2 separate regions of the Homo sapiens genome follow, and region 1 is linked to region 2. Evidence: chromatin loops called from intact Hi-C (ENCODE). Cell type or tissue: heart left ventricle. All regions are shown on one strand.

Region 1 (8,000 bases), 160 kb after region 2:
TGCCAAATCAAGGCAGGGGCCCGCAGTTCTTTTCTCCCACTCTGATTTTTGCCTTTGATAAATTGAAGGGAGCAGTATAACTCTGATATGGATTTCAATTTTCATTCCTTTAGGTGGCATAAGTGGAAATAAACTCAAGCTGATGCTTCAAAAACGAGAAGGTAAATATACCCCAAATGGATAAGGGATGCATTCTTAACTGGATGGAAATGAAATGGCAATATGGATTGTGCTCACTGGAGTCTTGTATTTGGAAAATCAAAAGTGTTTACTCCTTAAAAGGTTAGCAGATATGAAGGGCTTATTCTGTTGGTATGTGGTGTGGTATCTTATTAGATAAATATTATTGCCAGTAAATGTCTGAAGGTTATTTTTCTGAAACCTGTCAGTGTGGACTCAAAAATAAAAGAAACAGTAGTACAGTGTTAATTGCATGCTATTTATTTTAGGACCATGGAGCACTTTAGAGACTATCTTTGGAACACATAATCCTCAGTTGGTGGGGCAGGCGTGGAACAGCAGTGTTGCGGTAGTCCGTGTATCCAAAGAGCTCTTGGGGAAGGGTTTCAAACAGGAAAGCCTTTCTTGTTATTAGCCTCTGTTTTGAATAATGCATCTAAGATAAATGTGACAGCAACAAAATGTCATAGAAATTGAACAGTCTGGGGGTCACAACACACAGGTTCTGGACCTGCTGTAATCAGATCAGGTGGATCAATTGTGGGGTCTCGTGAATGTCATTTTCCCTCTCCCAACTTTCATCTCTATCTGTAAAATTAAGAATCCCTTAGAAATGAAAAAGTGTGACCACACTTCTGATGTGACCATTTAGTCAGTTATTCTTTCCCTCCTAGTTTGTGGGGGATTCTAGCAGGCTGAACTTCCTCCCTGAAGTGGGGTCCTCAGTCATTCTTCCCACACTCCCCAGTTGCTGCTCAGGGGCCCTCCCACAGGTGGCTGGAGAACAGGCTTGGGGCGGTCCCAGCATCTTTTCCTGGGGTTCCAGCCACCCAAGAAGCCCTGGCCCACCCCCAATCTCTGAGGCGGCTCAGAGGGCCCCCTCCCTGTGCTGTGTGGTGGCCAGAGCCTTACCTCACGGATGCCCAGGGATCAACAACGCCCTCACAGAGCCAGTTTGTCATAGGTGAGCAAGCTGCTGAGGCAGTCACAACTCCTTGGTGTGCATCCCGCAGCCTTGACTCAGTTCAAATCAAGAAACACATATTGAGCAACTACTGTGTACAAAACAGTGTTACAATCCCTCAAGGGATTGTAAACAAACAAACAAAAACCCCTGCTGGTATTTGTCCATACGACCAACGAATGCACCAGGCCTGCATTTCCATGATCCTGTGCATTTTTCCTAACGTCATCGAGAGGGACTGTCCACCCACTTTTATAGATACGGGGACAGAGGCTGAAAACGTGACAGCAGGAGAAAAACGCCTAATGGCACAGTGGCTTCCTCGAGCACATCCTGCGGAAGTGGTTCCATTTCAACAATTGAGACTGTGATGGAAAGACGTTAGCAGCAGCAGTGTGAGGGTGCGGGTCAGTATCCTGCATCAATGGTCAGACTGTGAGGCGCAGAGAGGCACTGGCTTAAGGGGATTCTGTGTCCCAGCAGCCTGGTGTGAGAATCAGCTGTACTGTTGGGCAGGGTCTGGTCCCTGCTCACCCGGGGCTCATCATTCCAGTTCCTTTTTCTTACATAATCTCCTGAGCCAAGCACAACCCTCTTGTGTTGGCATATGCAATGGACATGCCCGTATACCTGTGTGGCACTAGATATCCAGTCTGTTTCCTGAATGCGGAGCCTGAGGGGTGGGCCATTTGCCCCGGGAAAGGCCTGGGCCCTGGGTGCGAGTGGGCTGCAGGAGATGAGCTGAATTTCATTTCTACCCTGAGGACCTAGAGGTTGAAGTTTAGTCCATGCCCCTTTATAGGGTTGTACCAAATAACACTTACTAACAGGAAGCATGGTGACAGAATCTACGAGGCTGTGTCACATTGTCACATGCAAGTAAGAATGAAGTTGAGAGTCAAAACCCTCCTACACATGGTGGTGGGGGATGGGATGTATAACAGGGATTCACCGCAAGTGAGGAAGGAAGTCATTCTTTGTGCTTTGGGGATGGGGAATTGATGATTTCAGCACCTGTTCCAACTAAGACTAAAGTGGCCGTTGATGAGAATAAAGCCAAAGAATTCCTTGGCAGCCTGAAGCGCCAGAAGCGGCAGCTGTGGGACCGGACTCGGCCCGAGGTGCAGCAGTGGTACCAGCAGTTTCTCTACATGGGCTTTGACGAAGCGGTAGGTGTTGCCTCCGGCTGCAGGCCTGGCTTCCACAGGGAAGGGTGGCAGGGAGGAGGCCTGGCTCGGGGAAATAGGAAGCAGAAAATTCAGCTTTGCTGTTCATTCCTAGAGTAAGAGCCCCATCATATGCCAAGTGCTATCAGGCACTGGATCATGTTACCTATGGTGTAAGGGCGATGGCTGGAAGTTTCCACCAGGGTACATTCAGGAGGCAGAACCCACGGCAGTCATGAACCAAAACAGCGGGGACCTAGATTCATCGAGAATCTGACTTTCTCGGGAACCCTTTTAACTTGGCTGAACAGTTTTGCCAGGGTATTCTTAAAATAACTCACAATCCCCCAAAACCTATTAACTTTTAACTTGAAGACTGTCAGAAACAACAGGGATGCCGGGATCTATGATGATAATGAAAAGAGATGAAAAGGGACCTGTAAAGAGAGGATGGGTCTTTGTAGAGGTTTTGGGGAAAATTTGTCAATGCACTTATAGGAAAAGATGGTTTACAGTTCATGCGCCTAGATGGCATTGGTGGACGTATTCATTGAATGAAAGACAAAGAGTTTATGATCGTAGGCTCCCAGCTGGGGTGCACGTGGAGGTGAGACGGCAGCCCATGGAAGTCATAGATGCTGCCGCATGGGCATCCATCCATGGTGACTGAGGAGGCTGAGCTCCCTGTGTGAGACGTAAAGGGAGGACCTGTGGCCTGTGCTGCCCCACCAGGGAGCAGATGGGCTTTTCATAGGCAGGACCTCCAAATGGGCAGTTGGATGTGTTTTTCAAAATGGGCACATGATTCATTTAGACGGTGTATACACAATACTGCAGTAGGTGAAGAAAAAAACTAAACCCCTTAGACATATCATTTGTAATGGCTACATAAAGTGAAATCATGTGGCTATACCAAAATTTCCTTCACATTTCCAACCATTGGACATATTACTTGTTCCCTAAGTGTCTTTTTGCTTTTTTTTTTCTTTTTCTGTGCAAATAGGTAAACATGTATAGCCAAACTCTGAGCCAAGCATGATTCTAAGTACTTAGAGGTACGAACTTACTTCACATTCACAACAACCCAAAAGGCAGGTGCTGTTATTTGCATCTCTGTACAGTTTGCCTTTTACTTAGACCACATTCTTCCCAGTGAGGTTCCTGGGGCAAGGGTGGAATCACATTTAAGTATCTCTGAGTATTGTCAAACTGCACATTCCTGTGAGTCACATGTAAGAGCAACAGTTTTCTGGCGTCTTCAGCAGCATCTGGTGTTCTCATTGAAAATTAAAAGTATATGTTTGCTTACTTGATAGATGAAAATGCTATATCCTCCTTCAGTAATTTGCATTTCTTTGATGACCATCATTAAAATGGGCATTAGGAGTTTAACATGCAGGGACGGGCATGGTGGCTCATGCCTGTAATCCCAGCACTTTGGGAGGCCAAGGCAGGTGGATCACCTGAGGTCAGGAGTTCAAGACCAGCCTGGCCAACAGGGCAAAACCCCGTCTCTACTAAAAATACAAAAAATTAGCCAGGTGTGTGGCTCACGCCTGTAGTCTCAGCTACTCAGGGGACTGAGACAGGAGAATCCTTCGAACCCGGGAGGCGGAGTTTGCTGTGAGCTGAGATCGCACCACTGCACTCCAGCCTGGGCAACAGAATGAGACTCCGTCTCAAAAAAGAAAAAAAAAAGAGAGTTTAACATGCAGAAACTACTCAAATAATGTCAGGTGACAAAACCAGAATAAAGATGAGGATCAAATAAGATTACAGTAACTTAATATGCATTAAAAAGAGTACAATGACTACATCCAAGTGTCACTAGTGGTCTCTGGCAAAGGAATATGATCTTCTTTTTCTATGCTCTTCTCTCACATACAGATTTTAAAATCTTAATCTATATTATTTCTGTATTCATCAAAGATTTTAAAAAATTTTTGAAAATACATATTTAAGCTAAAACTGCAAGCAAACTTGTAAAATGAGAGGCTGGGCACAGTGGCTCACGCCTGTAATCCTAGCACTTTGGGAGGCCGAGATGGGTGGATCACCTGAGGTCAGGAGTTGGAGACCAGCCTGACCAACATGGCAAAACCCTGTCTCTACTAAAAATACAAAAAAATTAGCCAGGCGTGGTGGCAGATGGCTATAATCCCAGCTACTCGGGAGGCTGAGGCAGGAGAACCGCTTGAACCTGGTGGGGGGTGGAGCTTGCAGTGAGCTGAGATCATGCCACTTCACTCCAGCCTGGGTGAAAGAGTGAAACTCCCTCTTAAAAAATAAATAAATGAATAAAATAAAATGAGAAAACCCAAGAGGCAAGATTGTTTCACCATGGCCAAAAATGTTGTATTATGGGAAAGCAAAACTAGAGATGGAGCCAAAGAAGTCGGTGTCCTCCTTCCCAAGGCAGAGGCTGAGGTGGGCTCAGATGATTCAGACCCCAGGTATAGAGAATGGCAGTGAGAAATTGGAATCATGCTCTTTAGCCCAGCACTAGCTGGCCCAGTACCCACCAAGAGTGGATGACCACTGAGCCCCAGAGACCACAGACACGGGCTAGGCTGGGGATTCCAGCCTCACAAAGTTCTCAATATTAATTAATGTTCATTGGCAGTCTTGTTAAAATAACAACAGGTTGCTGAGTCCCAAACATCAGAAAGTTCCATGCAGGAGGCATGGAGTGGCTGGTGCCTGAGAACCTGCATTTGTGATTTGGATGTTGGGGTGCATGGGCCACGCTTGGAGAAAAACTGGCCCTGCACCCCAATGGCATGACCCGTTCACCCAGCCCATCTGTCATCTCCCTGCCTTTTTGCTCTCACACTAAATCTCTTGCGATGTCCTGAGCATCAGCACACGAGTCCTAGTCTAAATTAATCTTGCACCTTCACCACCACCAAAGAAAAATTAGTCTCTCCTTTAAAAAAAATGTATTAATAGCCAAGATCAGTTGCCCAAACCAAAACCTGACCATCATTCTACACTACTTACTCAGCTTTAGCTTCTCTATCCCTTTTATTATCTGCAACTGTCTCTTCTCATATCTGTCACTCAGGAACAGTAGGCTTCTTGAAGGCACAGACGACTGTTTTTGGCAGCCCTCCAGTGCCCAGCACAGGGCATGACACACAGTGCCCATCTCAAAGCATTTGCAGAATAAATAAATGCATCTGTGTACACTCTAACCAACAACACAGGTATAAGAGTCACCATCAAATGTACCCCCAGTTCTCTGCCCTGGCACTATAATAGGCCAATGCAGTGGTTGATCTAACTCAGGCAACATTTATTAAGCATCTACTACATGCAGTATAAAGGGCCAGGCACAGGAATGGGGTAGGAAGATAAGACAGTGTTTGCCACAGTGAGATGTGGTCTGAGGGTCAGGCCAAGTTGTTATGGTATTTGGGCACCTGTCCATTTGATTTACCAAGAGAGAGAAAAACATTTAAGTCTGGAATACACTTAGCAAATATTTTACAAAAGTTTGCAAAGGTATGGGCCTGCACTCCTTTGGGAAAAGATAGCTTTTATCAGAGTGAATACTGCTGACTGTTTTGGCCTCTGAGCACAAGAATACGGTAACAGGGAGTTACTAAGGGTTGTTAATCGTTGAAGAAAAACCACCATGAAGAAAAGCCATAGGTAAGATTAGGTCTTAGGGGACTGCATGACCTTAAATCCATTCTCTATCATTCTCTCTCTTTTCCTCCAGAAATTTGAAGATGACATCACCTATTGGCTTAACAGAGATCGAAATGGACATGAATACTATGGCGATTACTACCAACGTCACTATGATGAAGACTCTGCAATTGGTCCCCGGAGCCCCTACGGCTTTAGGCATGGAGCCAGCGTCAACTACGATGACTACTAACCATGACTTGCCACACGCTGTACAAGAAGCAAATAGCGATTCTCTTCATGTATCTCCTAATGCCTTACACTACTTGGTTTCTGATTTGCTCTATTTCAGCAGATCTTTTCTACCTACTTTGTGTGATCAAAAAAGAAGAGTTAAAACAACACATGTAAATGCCTTTTGATATTTCATGGGAATGCCTCTCATTTAAAAATAGAAATAAAGCATTTTGTTAAAAAGAAAAGTCTTAGAATTCATTTGGGTGCAAATTAAGCTGGTGACATTTCTCGTTCCCTTGATGTTTTGAAGTTGCGTCTGAGAGGCACCTCTCTGTTATCACCGTGAGATTCCTCACCACCACCCAGGCAGACCACAGGACTGAGTGAGAGGTCTTCAGTTTGTTAGAACACAGTCTACATGAAATGCAAGGCACACGATCAGCAAGAAAAGCTAGTTGAAAATAATCTGTGGTTACAGAACGTGGAGGATTCCAATCATTTGACAGAAAACCCTTCTGGTTCTGAGCTACAGCTGGACCTGTTTAATGTTACCATCCAGGAAATGAAGGGCAACAGAAAAAAACCTGAAATTTGGTTGATTTCAGAGCCACAGTTATCTAAAAAATAAAACCTTGTTCCATGAATTTAAGACATATTTAAGAATATTCTTTGCATTGTAAACAACCTGAGTGAATGAAAGAAAAGGTGGTATTTGGGTGAGGGAGAGGGAGGATAAGAAGACGGGGGAGGTGAGTGAAGAATCTGAGCCTTTGCTGATAGGAGGGGGTCTGGTCCCAGACTACGCAGAACTGCAGGGGGTGAGGTGGGGGAGGAGATTAACAGCATGAGGGGGGCAACTCAGAATGGGTCTCAGACTTTTGTATGTCACAGACTCCTCCGACAGTCTGAAAGCTTTTTGCTCTTTTCCTCAGAAAAATTACATGCAATTTTGCAGATAGCCTCTGAAACACACCCCCATTCACAAACCCTATGTAATCAATAACCCTAGGCCCAGTAGGAAGCACTGGATTCAGAGCAGCGGTGTTACGGACAATCATAAACAAAGGTCATTCTTTTCTTCTTGGGGATTCATATAAATTAAAATTGTAGTGAAATATACATGAAAGTTACCCTTTTAAGCATTTTCGGGTGTACAATTCGGTGGCTAAGTATATTCACATTGTTGTGCAACCGTCACTACCATCCGTCCATCTCTGGAACTTTTTCATCTTCCCAAACTGATACTGTATCCTTTAAACACTAACTCCCCATTTCTATCCCCAACCCCTGGCAACCCCCATTCTACTTTCAGTCTCTACGAATGTCCACTCTAGGGACTTCATATAAGTAGTGTAATACAGTATTTGTCTTTTTGTGTCTGGCTTATTTCACTTAGCTTAATGACCTCAAGGTTCATCCATGTTGCAGCATGTGTCAGAATTTCATTCCTTTTTAAGGCAGAATAATATTCCATTGTATGGATAGGCCACTTTTGCTTATCCATTCACCCATTCATGGATACTCGGGCTGCTTCTATCTCTTGGCTCTTGTGAATAATGCTGCTATGAACACGGGTGTGCAAGTATCTTTTTGTGTCCCTGCTTTCAATTCTCTTTGGAATTGCTGGATCATATATTCATTCCATGTTTAATTTTTTGAGGAACCAGGCCAGGCACAGTGGCTCATGCCTGTAATCCCAGCACTTTGGGAGGCCGAAGTGGACTGAAATACAAAAATTAGCTGGGCATGGTGGTGGGCGCCTCTAATCCCAGCTACCAGGGAGGCTGAAGCAGGAGAATCGCTTGAACCCAGGAGGCAGA
Region 2 (8,000 bases):
GCACTCCAGCCTGAGTGACAGAGCGAGACTCCGTCTCAAAAAAAGAAAAGGAAAAAAGAGAAAAGGAGCAGGTAGGGGAATAGTCAATTAGATATTCCTCTCATGCTCAGTAAATTGGCACTTTATGTAAGGATAAGATGAACATAGAGTAGCTACCTGGGAAGCTACTTTTTATCTGTAGCTATCTGCTTAGGAACAAAAGGAAAGGTCTTGCATTACTCCACTTTCAGCTTAGTTTTTTCCTTTTGGCATCGTTAATTGGGATCCCAAGATTTTATTTTCCTTCGACACTGCCCATGTAAATTCAAGTATGCAGGCAGAGAGAGCTGGGGAAGGAAGGAGAATGAGAGAAATGACATTGAAATCCTGTAGTGGAGGTGACTCCACTGCTCCTCTGCTGCGGGCATGGAATTTGCCTCCAGGTGAGTGTGAGGGAGGAAATGGAAGCCCACTCTTCTCTTACTGGGTCTCAGATGTTTGCCACACCGGGTGGGATCTTGATGCTTAGAGATAAGAGTTTTAGTAAAACATGGTGTCCTAAACACAGCCTTTAGGGCGCTAATAGCACTCATGGTCCTCAATATCCAGATGTTGAGTGAGTGGAGACCTCAGTGATCTGACATTGGCTTCTCACAGCAGAAGCACTTTAGATTTGTGCCTAGGTAGTATTTTAAATTCCTCTACCTAGATTAACTGTGAGTGACTGTGTTTACCAGTGCTCTCTGCAGCTGGCTTCATTAGGGGCAAGCAGAGAATGATTGATTCTCCCACGGCTCCTTTAAACTCTTTCCTTCTTTCCTGCCTGTGCATGAAATCTTGAGCAAGTCTCCCAATGTTTTTGGCCCCTTCAAGCACAAAACCAGTCTTGTTTCAATAATTGAAAATTCCCATACAACAGGATTCCAAAATCTTGTCCAGCTGAAAGTGACCCCATCTTAGGCCTGTGCTGGCTGGAAACCTGCGACAGCATGGCAGCTCCTTCCCTGCTCCTCACCTGCCTCCCCACCTCCCTCTCACTGCAATGGGCTGGAAAGGGGCAGAAAGGCGCAGTGTGTGGAGGAAATGCCTTTCCTGACTGGTTCTTTTGTAATGAGGATGTGGATAGATGTGCAATTGCTGGCTGTTCCTCCCACAAAGCACATTGGCCAATGCTTGGAATCCCCCTGCTGCGACATGTGGATCACGTCTGTCCTCTGTGTGGCTCTGTCTGACTCTTCCCATGGCCTGTGAGCTTCTGCTGGAGGCTTCCTCTGTCCCAGACAGTCCTCCTTGGTGGGATCCCCCTTATGATGACCCCAGGCCAGGTCCTCTCTGCAGGGTCCCTGACTGCTCTCCAGAACGCATCACCCTCCATGCAAGTGCACGTGCACTGTTCTCAACCCAGCTGGGAACCCACTATTTCCAACCTAGCCTGTTTTCTTCATTCTGCTCCTACCGAAGAGCTGCTGTAGCCCTTAGGCTTAGTAGGTGGGAAACAAAAGTTTCTCTTCATCCCAAACTCTAGGCAACAGGATATCCAGCTCTCATGAAGTCCAAATCACTTGTCTTGAGGGAAGGGGAAGTACTTCCTCTCTGTGGGGTATGGGCAACCCACACATACTCCCCACCGCCAATCTCTTCCACCAGAACCTGCTCTGAGGCCTTGCTGGGTGACACTGGCAGGACTGGCTCCATAGTCTCCATGCACTCTGCTTTAGGGCACAGCACCCATCGTTCTGCCTTGAGAGATGAGCCCACCACGTTGTCCTCAGCCCTGGGGGCTCCTGCCAAAAGTGAAAGATACAGAGTCCCAGTTTACATCCTGTTACACCCTGAGAGTTTCCCCCGGAGTTTAGTCCTCAAATAAATCCACTAGTAGTGGAGCCTCCTTATTTAAGATACTTAGGTTCAGACTTGTCTGTGAAAGTGTAATTGGAGGTGAGGCAGAAATGGGTTTGTATGAGGGCTCCTGACAGAACGAGAAGGAAGGAGTGGGGGTGGGGGAGGAGAAAAGGAAAAGGAGAGCATCATATCTGCCTGAGAACGGTCCCCACCCTCACACCATGGGTTCCCATCTGAGCTCACTGGGGGACGCACATGCTGAAGAAAATGGCATCCCTATACACACAACGGGGCCGGAGTAGTGGGCACAGGCAAGAAAGGCCTCCCTGGAAGAATGCAAGGGATCCACACAGATGCACCCAATGTCTCTGGAAATGACTGGGCAAGACTTTGAGTGAAACTGGAGACCTGGCATTAATGAATGGGATAAAGCTAGAAAAACCAGAGTTATCCTTGATAATGTCACAACATGGAGTCCACAGGCTGGACAAACCTGGGACCATGGAAGCTATACTTTTAAGATCTTAATACAACGTTCAGTTAAAAAACCCTTCTGCTACCTATTTCCTTTAGAATACAAGATGCTAAGACCTGGAAAGCACCCCTTGCAACATCCATGTTTGACACTTTGGACAAAAGGGTTGGCTGTGCAATTCTTAGGACCCTCATCTCTGTCTGGACATTAGTGCCTCGCTATGGCCTGTGCCAAAACATGCGGTAGCGATAGCACACCCGTAGTAGATTAACATAAGTCATAGCCGTTCAGAAATTTCACCTCCTGCAAAAATGCGTTTAAGCTTTTCTTCAGGGAAGGCTGAGCTGTTGGCCCCAGAAGACTCTCAGCTGACCTAAACAACCCTTCTTTTTTATTTTCAAACAGTCTTAAATAGGTTTCTGCATGTGATGACAACAGACAAAAAGATAAATACAGTACATTGAAATTATTCATCTGGTTAAATATTATTGCAATATCTTGAGACTTTGCTAACTTCTCCTGGAGTTCAGATTCTCAGAGTCCTTTGTGTGAACCTCCACTTAAAATGCACAGCAATTGTGCACCTATTTGATAAACTTCCTCCTGTCACTTTCCGACACACACTGGCCATCAGTGCAAGCCAGTGGCTGAGACCGGCTCTTCTTATGCTGTGCTGTCAGCCACAGCCACTCTGACCATAACCCTGGGCCTCCTTTCTGCAGAATAGATTTGCACAAAGACCTCTCTCATAGCTGTTTCTCTCTGTCCCTAGAGGTCCCTGGGCTACGTCCTTGGGTTGGAACCCAAGCCAAAGCTAAGTGCAATGACACAATTGAGCTATTGTGTGAGCTGTAAGTAGAGGGAGGATGGCAGGGGCCCAGGGCTGACTCACCAGGCACACCTGCCTGGTCTGGCCTTCAGGGATCCCAGAGGGTAGAGACTGGGCCTCCTCATTCCAGGCCTTCCACCCCCAAGGGGTTGGGGACATCTCTTCTGCCTCCTCCTACTGTCCCCTGCTGCATTTCTCCTGGCCTTGTCTTCTCTCTACCTATGCAAAGGCCCAGAGGCCAGGCCCTAGACACAGTAGCCCCAAGCCACACCAGTTCTTCAGCAGCTGTGAGTGGAGCAGGAGCCCACACCCTACCTGGAGTCTGAGGTTGGGGATAAACTGGCTGCTGGCCAGACACTGTGTAACAGGGATGAGCTCCTTTCAGCCATTCATGAAACCTTCAGCCACAGCATTTCTAGCCAGATTAAGAGGCTGGGCAGCTGGGCAGCAGCCTGGGGGTATTAAGTGGAGCCCAAGAATGCTGCTCACAGAACTAGGTCCCCTGAAGTGATCCCTGGAGGAACCAGAAGTTTGAAAGGGTTGAGACCAGGAGCAAATGCAATAACACAGATGATGTCCAAGAGGGGAAATTATGCAGAGGAGGGATGGGTGCTGGCTGGGGACCTGAGATGGAGTAAGGTACCAGGCCCTACCACCAGGAGGCAGGCTTTTGGGGGAAAGTTCCAGAAGCAACTTGCAAGAAGATGGGAACCAGGCCAGAAAGTACATTCTTGGGGATCTCAGAGCAGATTTGAACTTAGTTTGCAGGCATGGCTGGTGCAGCTCTCTGCAGACTCAAACTATACAACATGAGTCACACATAGCTACTGAGCATTTGAAATGTGACATGTTCAAATAAAGATATGCTTAAGTGTAAAACCTATACCAAATTGTTAATAAAATTAAAAATGTAAAATATCTCATTAACAAGTTTTTATATTGATTACATGTTGAAATGATATTATATTGGATATATTGGATGAAAACATTTTTATTAAAATTAATTTCAACCTCTTCCATTTCACTTTTTCCAGTGGGTCTATCAGAAAATTTAGAGTGACATAATTGAGTCAGATTATAATTCTATGGGATAGTGCTGGTCTGGGCTGTTCACTTGCCTGAATTCCCAGGTTCCCCCAGCAGGGTACCTCCATATCTTTGTAACGCTGTGCAATACTCTTCTTAGAATATAGTGTATCTGCAAAAAGAACTAGGTGCTATCAGACAAGAACAGCTAGAAAACAAAAAAGATCTGTTGGATATTAAAAACAAGATGAGTCTATTAATAGATTTATTAGAATAATTGGGCATAATTTTAAGGTCATCTTCTATAATGGAGAGAAAAGATAACAAAATGATAGGAGATGCACTAAAAATCAAACCATTAGGAATTCCCATCCCCCAAAACAGGGAAGAAAATGGTGGAAAGAAAATTATCAAAAGTCCTGGGAGATAGAGGAAGGGCACACAAGGGAAGGGCCAAAAGTGAAATCCTCGTCTGTTATCATGGAAAGTCAATTAAAACCTGAGAAAGGTCAGTCTAATTGTATCCTTAGGGCATTTGGTCTGGAAGTGACTACAAGTGCTGAAAGTGGTGGTCTCTAAAGAAAGGGAAAGTGTTGGCATTACGAATTGGCGAGAAAGAGGCAGACTACTTAGCCTAGAGTGGGTGATCCCTAACCCTGTTTTTTCTTTGTTTTTGGTTCTTGTTTTGTTTTGTTTTTTGAGACAGGGTCTTGCTCTGTCACCCAAGCTGGGGTGCAGTGGTGTGATCATGGCTCACTGCAGCCTCTACCTCCTGGACTCAAGTGATCCTCCCACCTCAGCCTCCCAAGTAGCTGGGACTACAGGCAGTTTGCCACCACTCATGGCTAATTTTTGTAGTTTTTGTAGAGACAGGGTCTCACTCTATTGCCCAGGCTGGTCTCAAACTCCTGGGTGCAAGCAATCCACCTGCTTTGGCCTCCCAAAGTGCTGGTATGTGCCTGAGCCACAGCATCTGGCTTTCTTTCTTTTAAAGACAGTTTTGGATTGTGAAATATACCTACAAAGTAGTAAAAAATTAAATGCACAGTTTGACATATAACTCAAACACCCACATAATGGCCACCCAGGTCAACAAATAGAGCATTATTAAGTTTCCAGAGCCCCTTGCCCATAAATTTCTTCCCCACCCAAGAACCATCCTTCCCTCCAGATGTAACCACTATTCTGACTTTAAAATAATCATACTCTAAACAGACAACCTACAAAATGGGAGAAAATATTCACAAACTATGCATCCAAGAAAGGTCTAATATCCAGAATCTATAAGGAACTTAAACAATTTGACAAGCAAAAAACAAATTTAAAAAGTGGGCAACAGACATGAACAGACACTTCTCAAAAGAAAATGTACAAGCAGCCAACAAACATGAAAAAAGTCTCAACATCACTAATCATCAGAGAAATGCAAATCAAAACCACCATTACTGGTGTATAACCCAAAGGAAAACAAATTGTTCTACCAGAAAGACATATACATGCGTATGTTCATTGCAGCACTATTCACAATAACGAGGACATGGAATCAATCTAGGTGCCCATCAATGGTGGATTGCATAAAGAAAATGTGTTACATATACATCATGTATGACATGGTCTGTGTCCCCAACCAAATCTTATCTTGAATTGTAATCTGAATTGTGTGTTGAAGGAGGGACCTCATGGGAGGTGATTAGATCTTGGCAGTGGGGGTTCCTGCATGCTTTTCTCATGATAGTGAGTGAGTTCTCACAAGATATGATAGTTTTTTAAGGACTTTTCCCCCTTTTGCTCTGCACTTCTCCTTCCTGCCGCTCTGTGAGGAAGGACATATTTTCTTCCCCTTCCACCACGATTGTAAGTTTCCTGAGGCCTCCCCAGCCATGTGGAATAGTGAGTCAATTAAACATCTTTCCTTTGTAAATTACCCAGTCTTGGCCTGTTCTTTATAGCAGCATGAGAATGGATTAGTACAATGGAATACTATGCAACCATAAAAAAGAGTGAAGGCATGTCATTTGCAGCAACAAAGATGTAGCTAGAGGCCATTATTCTAAGCAAATTAATTTAGGAACAGCAAACCAAATACTGTATGTTCTCAGTTATAAAGTGGGAGCTAAACTTTGGGTACACATGGACATAAAGATGGGAACAATAGATACTGAGAACTACTAGAGGCAAGAGAGAAAAAAGGACGCAAGGGCTGAAAAACTACCAATGGGGTACTGCGCTCACTACATGGGTGTCAGCATCATTTGTACTCAAAACCGCAGTGTCACACAATAACCCCATGTAAAAAACCTGCACATGTATTCCCTGAATCGAAAATAAAAGTCGAAATTATTTTTAAAAATAAAATACTGCTCTTGACTCTAATAGATTTATCACCTGTGTATGCAGTGTAGTTCAGCTGAGTCTATTTTTAAATAATATATAAATGGAACCATACTGTGTTATTTTGCATATGTTTCTTTCCCTCCACATTCTATTAATAAAAACCCTCTGGGTTTGTGCCTGTCTGTGTGTATGTGTGTGTGTGTATGTGTCTCTCTGTGTGTGTCTACATCATTTTTGTAACTGAATAGTAAATCTATTGTGTTAACATATAAAAATGCATTTATTCTCTCTACTTTTGATGACTCTCTCCTGATTACTGGAAATGAATAGTGTATCTAAAGCTTAGTGTGCTTCCCCAAAAAGTTGCCTGGCAAAAAAAAAAAAAAAAAAAAGAAAGAAAGGAAAGAAAAAAAAAAGAAAGAAAACTGAAGACAGAACAAAACTTTGAAAAGTAGGGAACATTTTGCCAATTTTATTTCAGGGAATTCACTTTAGTTCAGACAGTAAAAGTGACCTCGTAAGTGAATTTTTTTCCCATACCCCAAGCTTGTATAGACTGGTGGTTCTGGCTTAGCAGGCATCAGAAGCCCCTCAAAAGAGTATTAAATAAAGAATGCTGGAGGCCACCCCCACAGTTTCTGACTCAGGAGGTCTGGGTGGAGACCTAAAAATTTCATTTCTAATAGAAATCAAACTTTGCAAACTACTGCTGTAGACAATTCCTGTGCAGAAACTGAGAGGCATCCTAAAGAGGAAACATCAAATAAGAAACAACAGCATGCTCATTTTTGTGTCAGAAAAGTATTTTAAAGACTCCTAACCTGAAAGCTCATTGGCATCAGAATAGTGTTCTTGTCTGTATGAAAATGAACTTTCAGGCTGGGCGTGGTGACTCATGCCTGTAATCCCAGCACTTTGGAAGGCCGAAGCAGGTGGATCACCTGAGGTCAGAAGTTCGAGACCAGACTGGCCAATATGGTGAAACCCTGTCTCTACTAAAAACACAAAAATTAGCCAGGCATGGTGGCTGGGGCCTGTAATCCCAGCTACTTGGGAGGCTGAAGCAGGAGAATTGCTTGAACCTGGGAGGCAGAGGTTGCAGTGAGCTGAGATCGCACCATTGTACTCCAGCCTGGGTGAAAAGAGTGAAACTCCATCTAAAAAAAAAAAAAAAAAAAAAAAAAAAAGAACTTTCAGTAGAGCTAAATCAGATTTGACTGAGGCAACTAGATGGCCTATTGCACTCAGTTTCTCAATCTATGACCATATTGTCTCAAAAGATAATACATGGTAATAAAAAAATTAGTTCATTCACTCTTGAGATTTCAGTGTTATTTCCCTAACTCAGTGTATTATAGGAAAAGTCATTAATGAGGATCCTTATTTTAAAATTTGATTTGAGAGATTTTAGCAAGATGTATTTGCAATCTCCTTACTAAGCTCATTAATTCTAATAGCTTTTCTGCAGACTCCATCAGATTTTCTCCATAGAGAATCATGAGGTCTGGGAATAAA

What was found. Hi-C counts contacts between places; a loop is a spot of excess contacts. Peaks named below come from ENCODE experiments on the same cell type or tissue, not always from the same donor. Only the 100,000 strongest peaks of a DNase experiment are listed, where the experiment ranks them.
Region 1: a loop joins it to region 2, with 2.4 times the contacts of the local background. A loop is called at or near these places in 23 of 110 quality-filtered maps.

The regions. Positions count from the first base shown.
Region 1 is chr2:106,071,731-106,079,730 of GRCh38, forward strand. ECRG4 (ECRG4 augurin precursor) reads left to right here. Exons shown (of 4, transcript NM_032411.3): 2 at 114-161; 3 at 2,156-2,313; 4 at 6,035-6,425. The coding sequence ends at 6,196. Among named protein-coding and RNA genes, the nearest start is that of ECRG4, 10 kb to the left of the region's middle. In heart left ventricle, no CTCF peak of the experiment used is centred here; no DNase peak of the experiment used is centred here.
Region 2 is chr2:105,916,289-105,924,288 of GRCh38, forward strand. No RefSeq gene overlaps it. Among named protein-coding and RNA genes, the nearest start is that of ECRG4, 150 kb to the right of the region's middle. In heart left ventricle, a CTCF peak has its summit at 3,768 (motif pointing right); a DNase peak (open chromatin) is centred at 3,183; H3K27ac peaks cover 712 bases.